Regions from separate parts of the Homo sapiens genome. Here region 2 is linked to region 1. The links are chromatin contacts, found by Hi-C or POLR2A ChIA-PET in ENCODE. All regions are on one chromosome and are shown on one strand. The core of a region is the stretch at or near the end of the contact, and the rest is flanking DNA. Distances in the headings are between cores, read along the strand shown.

Evidence for each region. Hi-C counts contacts between places; a loop is a spot of excess contacts on that map. ChIA-PET counts read pairs that join two places held with the same protein, here RNA polymerase II (POLR2A).
Region 2: a loop to region 1 is called in a map of A673, with 2.6 times the contacts of the local background. The contact joins two enhancer-like sites. A Hi-C loop is called at or near these places in 2 of 168 maps with a recorded cell type or tissue (A673 and dorsolateral prefrontal cortex). POLR2A ChIA-PET finds 5 or more read pairs at or near these places in 2 of 52 experiments (AG04450 and OCI-LY7).

Annotation. Positions count from the first base shown.
Region 1 is chr4:20,352,085-20,358,717 of GRCh38, reverse strand. All of the region lies in intron 4 of SLIT2 (slit guidance ligand 2), which reads right to left. Among named protein-coding and RNA genes, the nearest start is that of SLIT2-IT1, 37 kb to the left of the region's middle. Within about 2 kb of position 1,942, at least 3 of the 41 ENCODE cell types and tissues checked have a DNase peak (open chromatin) inside an H3K27ac peak, as active enhancers do.
Region 2 is chr4:20,416,744-20,423,604 of GRCh38, reverse strand. The region is part of intron 4 of SLIT2 (slit guidance ligand 2); the gene reads right to left. Among named protein-coding and RNA genes, the nearest start is that of SLIT2-IT1, 28 kb to the right of the region's middle. RefSeq lists enhancers at 4,431-4,480, 4,601-4,670. Within about 2 kb of position 4,549, at least 2 of the 41 ENCODE cell types and tissues checked have a DNase peak (open chromatin) inside an H3K27ac peak, as active enhancers do.

The DNA.
Region 1 (6,633 bases), core at 693-3,192:
TAGAAATGATTAAGACAACCCTGAGTTTAATTAACTTCAAGGTGCATGAGTTTGTCAAACTTCAAAATAGGAACAATGCTACCTAAATCATAGGGTGGTTCCTCGGATTAAGTGAGATAAAATATGTAAAGCACCTTAGAGACAGATTGTCTCACAGAGTAGACACCCAAATTTTTCCTTAATATTTTTCTTGAAAATTTCTTCAAAATAACCATTTTAAGCTTATCGTGATACTCTACCTACCTCGTCAATTTAAATTTACAAAAAAGTAAGACTGCGTGCCTGATGTGAGTAAGAACAACAGACTTCTATTCATTACTGTAACTTTTGGCCCACAATTAATTAGTTTGCGTTAAAAATACAGTGGATACATGCATCGACATGCAGAAATATGTATCTGCTTTATTCTTTTGCTTTGCTCCCAATATGCTATGTAATAAAACCAGTCCGATCACTCTATGATGTCTAACATATAACTTACCTTAACTGAAAAAGGTCTATCAGCAATCGAGAAGCAGATCCAGTAATCTATCCTAAGGGACACGTAGGCTTATGAAGTACAGAAGGAAAGAGAACATGAAGGGATAGGTCTGATTTTCTGGACCAATTATGTAAGTTCTTAATGTTAAAAACAACATTAATACATACCGTCATCCAACCACAGGTCTTATAGGCCTTTAAATTAAAGTGAATGTTATAAATAACCATAAAATGCATTTATGTAACAATTAAAATCCACATATCACCTGAAGTAATTCCTTAAATAAATAAGGAAAAAGTATTAAAATAAACTTGAATGGATATGATGTTATTAATAAACTTTAAAATCTAATAACCAATGTAGTCTATGTAATCTACCAATAAAGGGCTAGCAAAGTTTGTGTCTGTAGCAATATTAATATTGTACAATTAAGATTTCTGAAAATCGGAATTTGAAAGTATATTGGGGGGAATAAAAGCTGTTAGGAGACCAAAGTCTAATAACTAATTTTAAGTAAGCCATATCTGATAATAGTATGTCTTTCAAACATCACGGATTTTGTCTTTCTTTTCACATCCTATATCACAAACCAGTAATTTCAAAGCACTTGTAACAAAAGAAAAAGACTACCTACTACCTACTACCACTTTTTACATAATCTTTCTTTTAAAACTAGTAATGATATATAGGTATTATGTAGGGGCATCTATTTAACTCATGCACAGTGATATCCCCATCTTATACTCCAGAATTAGAAACTTGAACTAACTGTGGAAAAATAGCATATCTCTAATTTGTTGTTGTTATTAAGTTATAATATGAAAAGAGAAAATAGCAGAGACAAGTAAAATCAACTGTATTGATACTATCAAACATCACATTCATTTTATATTCCTAAAGCCTCTTAGGACTAACAAACAAATTTAACCAAGGAAAAAAGTGAGTAATAATAATATTCTGTTACCTAATAGTGGTACTTGCTTTAAAATTTGTTAAAAGCATTGAAATTCCAAATCAAGGTGTCTGACTTTGAAACTTCCCCCAATTAAAGGAGTAATGGAAACATGATGTAACCTTGATGGGAATAGCACACAATTTCCAGGCTGAAAGACAGTGGTAGATGTTAACTTAAAATATTTGCCAAAAATATTACACATTACAAAATGCTGGTTTAACAAAATTTTAAATCAAATTCAATAGAGAAGAAAAATTGTATTTGTTTTAACTTGTAACAAATACATATTTTTTTCAAAGTTTTTGTTTTGTTTTGTTTTAAACTTGCACGCCCTACAGACTGAGAAGTAATTTTTCTGTTTTCTACATTTACAAGATCATTAGTTTACTAAGGAGATTTCAAAAAGAAACACCAGTGGCTGGAGTCCCTGAATCTTTAAGCCCTGGGCTGGGAGGTATGGAAAGTGGCCGGAGAGCTTTGCACTGAAGAAGGAGCGTTTCCAGGCAACCTTGCACAGTTGAGCAGCCACAGGCAACTGAAACAATGGCTAACACTGGCAGAGATCCATTAAAGGGGAGTCTGCAGAAATACACTGTGTGTGTTTATCCTTTTTCTAAGATTAACAAAAAGTCTAAATATGAGCTAGAGTAATACAGGGAGAAATACTGGAGAAATAAGCTAAGAAAAATAATGTATTCTCTATGTTCTTTTAAATGGCTTTAAATGCATTGGACACTATTTCAGGAATATTAACCTATTTGTGTGAATAAAGCATTCACTTTTTTCTTAGTTGTCAATCCACATTATGAATAGAGTGTGTTAGGCTACATTTTACTATGCATCAATATCTAACTAGGTGATCTGATCTTGTACCGCTGGTAACCTCAACTTTGCACCTGTCTTAGTTTGAAAATGGAAACACACTAAAATTAAAAGTTGATGATACTTAAATAATACCATATTCTGGGATATTTGACCTGGGTGGAGAGGAAGGAATAGAGTAGAAGGTGGTTACATACAGCCTTTCATAGAATCACCTAGCCTCAAAATTCTAGTGACCAGACTCCAAATTCTAAATACATCAAATTTAAATAAATCTTCTTATGCTGGCTTTTGTTCTAATATTGATTATGCTTCATTTAATAACTTCAAGTTACTGAATGGCATCCCAAAATAAAATGTCCACTAAAAACAAACACTGAATGATTAAAAGATCTATACATCTTCATAATCATTTATCTTGTTCCCTATTTAACAATATTATATATGGCTCTATTTGATCTATGTATTTAAATTATATTTTTTATAATGCTAGGTCCTTAAAAGTCTGTATCCTATCAGTCAAATGTATGCATCAGATTTATAAATTGAATTACATTAGATGACCTAATAATAATAGTAGTAGTAGTAAACTGCTATCTCTTTCCATAGCTATTTAAGGAAAATTTTGAGCTTGATAACAATCAGAGACATATAAACATAATCTGATAATCAGATAATCACGTCACTTTCTTGCGTACTTCTACATAGATATCAGTCTGAAAAGACCACCTGGAATATTAGAAACAAAGTAAAGTTTTGGTTTACTTAAAATTATGGATCATACAGTTTTCTTAGAGTTGACAGTAGGCTATAGTTTGGTATTAAATCAAAGGTTTCATTTCATATGTGCTTCATACAATGACCACCTGCATTTGCTAGGAAAAGTAGCATTTAAAATGTAAGCTTTCCTTAAGAAAATGTCTTTTTTAAAAAAATCTCATCTGTCCTGAATACACACCTTGAAATGGAAAACAATAAGGAGAATATTCTCTTGGAAAGAATTCTACTAATGGAAATGTGAGTAATAATTAAACATGTTTTTTTTCTCATTACATGAAATAAAACTGGACTTTCTGTCATGCTCTAGCAAAGTCAGAAAACCCTCAAAGGCACAAATTACCCCATTCAATGGCTCTGCAGTAATAGAAATCTACAGAAGCAAGATCAATTTGCAAGCCATGGCCAAAGCCTTATCTGTTTACTAGTAGAGGAGGTGTTAAGCAGTATGATTTAATATTCATTCAGCCAGAAGAAATGCATTACACATTGAAGCTATGTGCAATGTTGATAATTACACACCTGTTGCCATGGTGATTTTAGAAGCTGCAGTGGATATAATTAAAATTCCAAACCCATAAAATCACCTTACCAAAACTTGATAACTTTAATCAACACGAAAATTAGGAAAACATATTTCAAATCATTTTAAGCAATAACTTAAAAATGAGGAAAGGTAAAAAAGAAACAGAAAAAGAAAGAACAGCTAAGATGGCATTTTTTTCTTGCCCTTGCTTCTCTCTCTCTCTCTCTCTCTCTCTCTCTCTCTCTCTCTCACACACACACACACACACACGCAGACTTGCCACACGTGTCCATTTTTTTCAAAAGTTTTTTCTTCAAAATTCTCAAAGTAATTGTATTAATTCTGTTATCATATTGCAGCAGATGGTGACAATATATAATTAGATTTGGTAGGCTTTGCTCACTGAGATCAATTTCTATAGTTTCCTCTACCATTTAACCATTTAGATTGTTTGCAAACCCTACTTAATAAAGAGTAAAGACATTTATAGCATGCTGTGCTCATTCATGCAAAAATATAGTCAGTTTTTAAAAGCCATGCAAGGTACCTCCAAGACCTTTTCCAAAAACATGCCATGAAGAAAAGGTTTATATATTTTTGTTTAAAACAGTCACCAAAACTTTGGAACATTTTTAGTGCCCTTAACAATGTGCCTGGTGATTGCACAGTTGGATGAGAATTTTGTGCCCTTGGTCATCCAATCAGTTGAGGACCCAGATTAGGACTGTCAAATTGTGTCAGGACTTTGCAGTGAGTGCTCACTAGAGTGTCTTTAATCCTCCAAGGTTTTCTCAAATGTCACTGCCATCTGGAGGAGAAGGAGCTTCCCTGCTGGGCTCCACTGACCACAAATTACCTTCTAAAGAGAAAGACAACAATAGAGAGCAGTTAATAAATGTTTGATTTTTTTTTGCAGAAAGGAAAAGTTAAAAAAAAAAAGAAAAAAAACCTACCTTTCCGTCTTAATTTAGCATTAAATGCTTTAATGCAATATACAAAAATGACAAATTGATGCCTGCCTGGTAGTTAATTTGAGGGAAATTGCAAAAATTTCTTAAAAATTTTTAGCAAACTGTGAAAGGATACTTAAGTCACTGCTAACACAGCACTCTTTTTTTGCAGTTTCCTCTGGTTTTGGAATAACGGATGATTTTATCCTACGCAATGAACATGATTACTTTTAAGTTATGGGAAGTATACTTTATTATGCAGATCCCATCTCTTTCCAATGTTAAATGAGCAGTGTTACCAAAAACTTAGTAAACTGAGATTAGAATAACCTAAAGTTTATTGCAACATTTCTTCTAATCCCCACTGCAAGTTCTAAAAAGAAATCTGGTTCTAGTTTCCTCATTTAAGGATATGACTATTATAATCCTCTTTTCTAAAGAAAGTCACTTCCTTGTCTGGCACAAAAAAGAGTGGGAAATAGGAAACCAGCTGCATTTCTTCTTTTAAGGGACACTATCTGCAGCTGCATTCAGGATCTATAAGCCTCTAATGTATTTACCTGTATTCTCCAAGTGCAAGTAAAATTCCTCATAACAGAGTTGTACAATATTTTGAATACGGTGTAATAAATAATGTATGCAGCCTGTTCTACATAAAATAACCGCTTTTTGTTTTTTTTAAATAAATATTCTTCATTATTTGTACTAGCTCCTGCCTTTCTGTTTATGTAATTCATAAAGAATATTTGTGTAACATGTCTGGATACAGCAAAAAGCTTTATTATATCACAATTAAGTTTCATACTATGGTCATTATACTTGCTTTTTTAGGGATGTCTTCTGAAAGTTTCTTCTTAAAGTTCAGAACAAAATAACTGAGTTATGCATAAATTCTATAATTTTCATCATGCTTTAAAGTAAAGCTCCTTTTTTTCCTGTGAAGTTAAAACTTTAACTTTCATGATGTTCTAATGTTTTACCCTTTGCTAAGTGATAATTATCTGGCAGAAATATGTCATTCCACATCTGCTATGAATGCACACACAATCTGAATCAATACAAACCTGTTTTTCCTACTACAGCACCTCTAGCTAAAAACCAGGCTCTAATCTAGAACAAAGGCAAGATTGATATACTCTGAGAATTCATCTGATGCTTCTCCGTTATACTGCTGCATTCAAATTGCATCTCTAGATGATTATACAACAGATTTTATAAAGGTGTGTAATCTATATTATTTTTTCTGTTTTACTGCAAATTTGTTCACTAAGTCAAATTATTATTATCATTATTTTTAGATGGAGTCTCACTCAGTTTTCAGGCTGGATTGCAGTGACGCACTCTCGGCTCATGGCAACCTCTGCCTCCCAGGTTCAAGCGATTCTCCCACCTCAGCCTCCCGAGTAGCTGGGACTATAGGTGCATGCCACCATGCCCAGCTAATTTTTGTATTTTCAGTAGAGATGGGATTTCACCATGTTGAGCCAGGGTGATCTCAATCTCCTGACCTCGTGATCTGCCTGCCTCGGCCTCCCAAAGTGCTGGGATTACAGGCGTGAGCCACTACATCCGGCCTCAAATATTTCTTAAAAGATAAAACATCCAAAGTCTGCTATAAAGTTTAATATGCCTTGAGCCCTAATAAATTTGAAGGTACAAGTTAATATTTTTCCAACAGCCAAAATTTTAAGTAGCGTTTATCTAATTTGACATATTTATATGTAATAAATCTAGCCTTAGTGATTAGTAGTTGTTACGTATTAACAAACTCCTCTACTCTCTAACCTGTATTAATCTGGGTTGGAAAAAAAGTTAACTCTTGATAAACATCAGAGAACTGATGACAAAATATCAGTTAAAACATGAAGAAAAAATGCACAAACTATATCTGTTATAATAAAAAAAAAGGTGAGAAGAGGCTTTTATTCTGCACAATCAGCAGGAGTGACAGGTTCAATGGATGATGAATAGCGTTATGCATTGAGTTACAGTGATGATTTTAAGTTCAGTAAGTGACACATTAAGTACTGCTATAACACAAGAGTTCAATCAATCTTTAGAATGCTAAGAGAAAAATGACTGTACAAAAGAAAAATTGCATACATAGAGACATACAGCACTG
Region 2 (6,861 bases), core at 3,300-5,799, 62 kb before region 1:
GACCTCTTGTGGTCAGTGAGAATTCTACCACTTCTCCATTTGTAATCAGGAGCACTCTCTTCTTCCACCTTGAAATATAATTTAAATCCTAAACGACAAATTTGTGTAAACATGTTAAACTTTGTATTTCTCAAATTCTAATTTAGTCACACTAAAATTATAAATTATAATTTATAATTTCCTGAAATTATAAATTATAGTATACTTTTTAATAAGTTCTTTACTTTGGTAAATATTCGGGGATGTTGCAGAAAATGTAAATAATGAGTATTTCAATTATGTTCACTAAGGGTATCTATTTAAATCTTTCCATTGTCCTAAGTCTCCTTTTCTGGTTTTTAAATATGCCTCCTTTATCTCAATTAACTTGGTTTTCTAGAAATTAAACAAAATAAGATCATCCCCAATCTCAGTGTTTCCCCTATGTCTGTACGTGGATTTACTTTGGCTGTAGTCTAAAAATTTGGGTCTAGTATATGCAAACTGTGAGTCACTCCTCTGGGAGAAGGCATGAAAGAAACATGGGGGTAAACCAGAAGACACAAGCATAGTAGAGATTGGGATAGCGATGTCATAGAAAGCATTAAAAAACTTAAGGAACAAGAAATAAAGGCAAGTGAATAGGTTAAACATACATTTTCTAACCACCTCCTCCCACCCCCCACCACAATAAGCAATTTTAAATAGAGTGGCTAAAGTTAATAGTGCCACATGGGGAAAAAAATCAGAATGATATTGAGTATTCTGCACATCCACTTCACTCCGACCTCTATTTCCATTCTCATTTTCCACCCTTCTTTCCTTCATTGATGCTGGCCTCCTTTCTGCTGCTCAAAAATCCTGCCTCGTTGCTGCCTCAGATCTCCCAGATGTAAAGTCACCTTTATGGCAGTCTGGCTCCATCTCATTCAGGCCACTGTGCAAATGTCTTCTCAGAGAGACTTGCCCTGATCAGACCATCTGAAAGAGCCTCTCATGCCCCCTTCTGCCCACTGCCTCTCATTACACTAAAGCCATCTTAATTATTTCGTTATTTACCTGTTAACATTAGGATGTAAGCTTCCTGGAAGCAGTGATGGTGACCTGTATTGCATCATTTGAAATTGCCAGCTTTTTTTGGTCAATCAAAATGATCAAATAGTGGCAATTTCCTATGGCCAAAATGAATATTCTTGTGTATGAAACTGAGTAAAAATGTATGACTAATTAAAAGTTCCTCCACTAATTTTCACTTTAACATGTATTTCTTTTCCCCCAAATAGCCAAAGACAGATGAGGGACTATGCCCATGTTAACTATTCCAGCTATGTTAATTCAAGCCTGGATTAATTATGATCTCATCTTGACTTCTCTACTAAAAGTCAGACAGATTAGAAAATATTTTTGTTTTCATAGCATACTATCTATAATTCACATTGACAATGCACGCAATTTGCAATTTTTTTGTGATACAGATATATCAATATATAAATTTGAGTCATCTCATTGAGATGACAATTAAAACGTATTATGAAGTGTGAACTTGGATCGAGGAAGAACAAAAAGGAGCCAAGAAATGAACTCTGAAATCTTGGTAGTGACAGAGCACCAGGCCAACAGCAACATGTTGTGGAGGTGTTCCGTCCATGCATCCATTAGAACCATGTGGAAACAATTCCTGTAGATCCCTAATAAGCATAGGCTGACTTTTCTGACAAAAATGAACAAAAAACCAAAGCATAGATCTGAAAAGCAATCTTGCATGCACATGCACAGGTGCTGTCAAATGGAGAAAGGGAAGGAGGGAGGCAAAGAAAACATTCCGTTAAGAATTGCAAAATGCTTAGAGCCTCTTGACATCAGAGCTGGATTTCATGGGCTATGTTAGTGAATTGCAAGACTTATCAGCTTGCTCACAGGATCCCTCTCATCTCATTACATTGTAAAAATAAATCTATTTATATTTTTCTTAATCTTTTGGGGGCTGGGGAGAAGGGAATATCGATACTTCCAAAACAAGTCTCTACAAAATATGAAAGAAATGATTTACAATGCATTTTAAATGGCTTTGTAAGAAAATCTGATCCATGCTTTCAAAAAAGTTTATCGTTAAATTTAAAGCTTTCCTTCTAACTCCTTCATATGTTGCTCCTTTTAATGTCAACAGGAAATCAACAATGAAGAAGAGACATATGGTGAAGGGAGGGACAGAGGAACTCATCGTGAATCAGCTCTCTCCACTGCAGGCAAGAAATGAAAAGTTTATATTTTTAAATGTTACTACAAAATGTTCCACTGGCAAGCCTGGGAATTCTAAGTGGCATGAAAAGATCAGACTAAAGTCACTTTCAAACATACCTGGGATCTGAAAGCTGTGACTGACTTCTTGGAAAAGGCGAAAGTCTGATACATATTTTTCAATAATGACATCCCTCATCCTTCACCAAATCCTTCATCAAATTTAGGAAACTGAAGGTCATCCCCATTTTAATATCTGGGCTAAAATGCTGACACTACTAATTACCTTTTCTTTTAATTCCCTCCATTCTACCTCCAGGTACCAGTTTCAGAAAATCAAAAAATGGTGTTTTAACTTGCTAGGGATGCCATCAGAAAATACCACAGACTAGGTGGCTTTAAGAACAGAAATTTATTCTCTCATAGTTCTGGAGGCTAAGAAGTCCAAGATTAGGGTGCCAGCATGATCTGTTTCTGGCAAGGGCTTTCTTCCTGGCTTTCTTCTTGCTGTATCCTCACACAGCAGACAGAAAGAACAAGCTCTCTGGTGTCTCCTCTTATAAAGACATCGATCCCATCATGAGAGCCCCTGGCCCATTACCTCATCTAAATCAAATTGCCTCCCAAGTACCCCCCTCTAAATACCACTGCATTGGAGGTTAGGGTGTCAACATTTGAATCTCTTCCTCCCTTTCTTCCTCCCTTTTTTCTTTCTCTCCCTCCCTTTCTCTCTCCTTTTCCTTCCCTCCTTCCTTCACTTCTTTTTCTGTAAATGTCTTATTCTCTGTGTCTTAGTTTCCACATCTTTAATCTATGGCCTCTAGTTCCTAGGGTTCTACAAGGATAAAATTAGGCAATGTTTGTAAAACACTTGATACCTAATATTGGTTAAATAAATAAAATATATTATTTTCAGGTAAAGTTGAAGGACCATGAGGGCACAACTTAGTGTCTGCATAGTAACTGGCATACAAAGTGTTGCATCAATATTTGTTGAATGAATTAATAGTGAAAGACTAATCACTTGGAAAAGGAAGCATAGTGAGTGCTTCTGTAAGTACAACATGATTCTCAAAGGCTTCTTGGAACTAAACATCTGCCTGAATCCAAAAGCACCAAGTTAAAAGTGTGGGTCAGTCATGTACTCACAGTTGTAGTATGTGGACAGAGAAGACCCTAACCAAAACCTATTGCTAAAAATGTACGCATTAGAAGTGAGAAAAGTGGAGTTGTGTTCGGGTAGTTATTTAAGAAGACAGTGCAATGAACTATGAGCCTAAAGAAGGATGAGTAGGGAATGATTTGGATATTAGAGACAGTGGTTATCATTTATTGTTCAAATCTACCATTTGAAGTGCCTGGTTTGGCCCTATTTTATTTCAAGAACCCATAGAGACAGCTGCACAGAACCTGCATGAGCCATGTTAATGTTCCACATTGACTTACTTTAAATCTGTGACCTTTTCTAGGACCAAAAGAAAGGGTAGACATAGGCGCAAGGAAATCTCTGAAAGCTAGGACTCATCCTATGATATAGAAAACCGTGTGAAGGTTACAAAACACACCATCATCGATCTCTCCTGTTCTTAATATTCAACTTTAATGCAAGCTGTAATCGGAATGCAGCCACCATTTTTGAACTTCTACTCTATAACAGTCACTGTATTTATTTTTGCAACACACACACACACACACACACACACACACACACACACACACAGCTTAAAACTTACCCTTAACAGCAACACAGCCAGGTATATGCCATCTTCCCCATTTTAAAGGTGGGAAAATTGAATATCAGAGAGGTTATGTCAATTGCTTTAGGTAATACAGGCAGCAAAGAGAAAATCTGAGGTTGGAGTCCAGTGTATTCCAGATCTGAAATCACTGTTCTAGTCTCCTTTTTCCCAAGAACAACTGGAGAAGCCCATGGGAATTTTCAGTTTCTCTGAGTGGCTTGTCACATTAATCCAGGTAGAAAGAAATAGTAAGAGTAGTAAGTAAATCATTAAATAATTATACAGTTTTAGACATTTATAAGCATACATACACATATGTGTGTACATGTATGTAAGCACATTTTTATTAAAATAATTTAAATGTATAAAAATTATAAGATATGAAATCACACATATACAAAGGAATTACGGGGGTTCTTGTGACATTTATTGGCTTTCAACAGTTGACATGTCTTCTAGATACTGTAGAAGTATTTGTGTTCTAAGACACCACCGCAAGTGTTACTATACTGCACTATTTACAAATGTTTTGAAATTGAAAGTGTGTATAATACTTCCTTACAAGGTGGAGCAACATTGTGAGTCACAATGGTGCCATCTACTGGGAAACTGGTAAACTATGAAAATAGAGAAAATGGTATGCATTTAAGGGAAACAGAAAGTATCGTACTCTGATATCCTTCCTGTTCACTAAAAAATTCCAATAATTAGTTTTTTTCTGTGGGGCGGGAGATGAGAGTTCATGGGTACAGTTAATATGCTGGAAAGCAAACAGTTCACACCATAATCCTTTCACATTTGTTTTCTCTCTTTTAATTTGATATCATTTGTGTATGTGTATGTGTGTGTTATTTTTCCTACTATTTACCCGAGCCAGAAATAAGAGAAAATGACTTTTCAGTAATTAAAAACAAATTTCAATATGTGACAACTTAGAGTTGTTCTCAATCCTAATATGCAGTTACTTCTCCCAAGAAATTCCCAGGTATTAATTTAAAAAGTCTTTGATGTCTTAGTTTGCACAACATATGCTATCGGGTTTGAGTTAATAAAATCATCCTCAAGTTTTCACTGTGGGTTGTCAAAGGCTCTTATGACACCTTTTCATCAAAGTAAATTAAATATTCATTGTATCCCATAGTAGATCTATTGGCCGCCCTCAGTATAACTAGGCTTTTGGAGTGAGAATAATACAAAAACGTTTCATTACTGGTGTTTCTTTCAGCTATGTATAATGGAGAAAACTAGGACCTTACATAGATACCTTCATAAAATGACAGAAAGCAAGTCTTAATTAACCACGTGTTTTTTTCTACACATAAATTTGCTATAATACATTTTGAATCCTTGTCTCTAGTCCCATCACCACCCAGGACTTTCATAGACCATTTTATCTAACCATGTATAACTTCAGAGAATTAAAACTAACAACAGCCGAAGTGAAAAAAGCGTGATCCTGTCAGATAAGCGGTTTTAAAATTTTTATTTGTTTGGCCTCCTATGTACAGAGTCATCCATTCCCATGCCAATTCAACTGATATTGATGGTCAGACCCCACTACATACCAACATTAAGACAGAAAATGTCTCTGCCTCTTCCAGTGGTACACTCTACTATAGGAGAGACAGGACAACCCCTTAAGATCATTTCATACAGTGGAAAGTGCTGAAAATTTAACAAGGTGAAAGATAGTTATGGGCTACAGTGGAGCATAGTAGGAACACATATGCCATTTAGGATGTGAGTGATTATAAGGGCCACAAGAAGAAGTGATTTTTGTACACATCAAAGGGATAAGAAGGAGTTGGCTATGTGAAGATGAGACAAGACTGGTTAAGATTGTGGGAAGCAGGCTGTAATCCCAGCACTTTGGGAGGCTGAGGCGGGCGGATCACAAGCTCAAGAGATCGAGACCATCCTGGCCAACATAGTGAAAGCTCTTCTCTACTAAAAGTAAAAAAATTAGCTGGGCGTGGTGGTGCGCCTATAGTCCCAGCTACTCGGGAGGCTGAAGCAGGGGAATAGCTTGAACTTAGGAGGCAGAGGCTACAGTGAGCTGAGATCGCACCACTGCACTCCAGCCTGGTGACAGAGCAAGACTCTATATATATACATATATATATATACACACACACATATCTATATATGTATATGTATATATACGTATATGTACACACACATATATATACGTATATATATATATATATATATACACACACACATATATATATGATTGCGGGAAGCAGGCATATAAAGTCCTGAAGTAGAAGCTAGCTGGGCATGTCAGAAGAAGATAGTTCTCCAGTCACTGACAGAGGAAGAGAGGGGTAGGAAATACATTAGCAGAGAAAGCTGGAGCCCTATCTCCAAATCATGAGACTATGGACAAAAATAAATCAACAAACAAAGAAACACTAAGAAAGGAATAAGGGGATTAGGATGAGTCAGACAATAAATGCAATAGGCCCTGACATATAATTTTATTTAATTTCCATGATCACCATACATGCTGATCTCCTAATTCTAGAGACAAGGTAATGAAGGATGAGGTCAAGTAACTTTCTCAATACCTTACTGACTAGTAAAGAGGAAAGCTCACATTTCAAGTCAAGGCTTCAATCTCTTTCCATTTGTTCCTGTGGTCACATTTAAATGTGTCGCACTTGAGTGAAAAAAAAAAAAAAAAGATTTGATAGCAGTTTTAAAAAATTGGCATGGAGGAATTTCCTGTGGCTGGAAGAACATAGAAGGCAAGTCAGATACACTTAAGATCAGGCTTAACTTGTTTAACTGAACAGGGACATTTTTCCAATTGAGGCTAATGTGAATTGAATGAAGAACTGAATGAAAGACTTGTTCAGCAGGAATTGTAGTTTTCCTCTTTTTGTGAGAACAATTTAGCTCA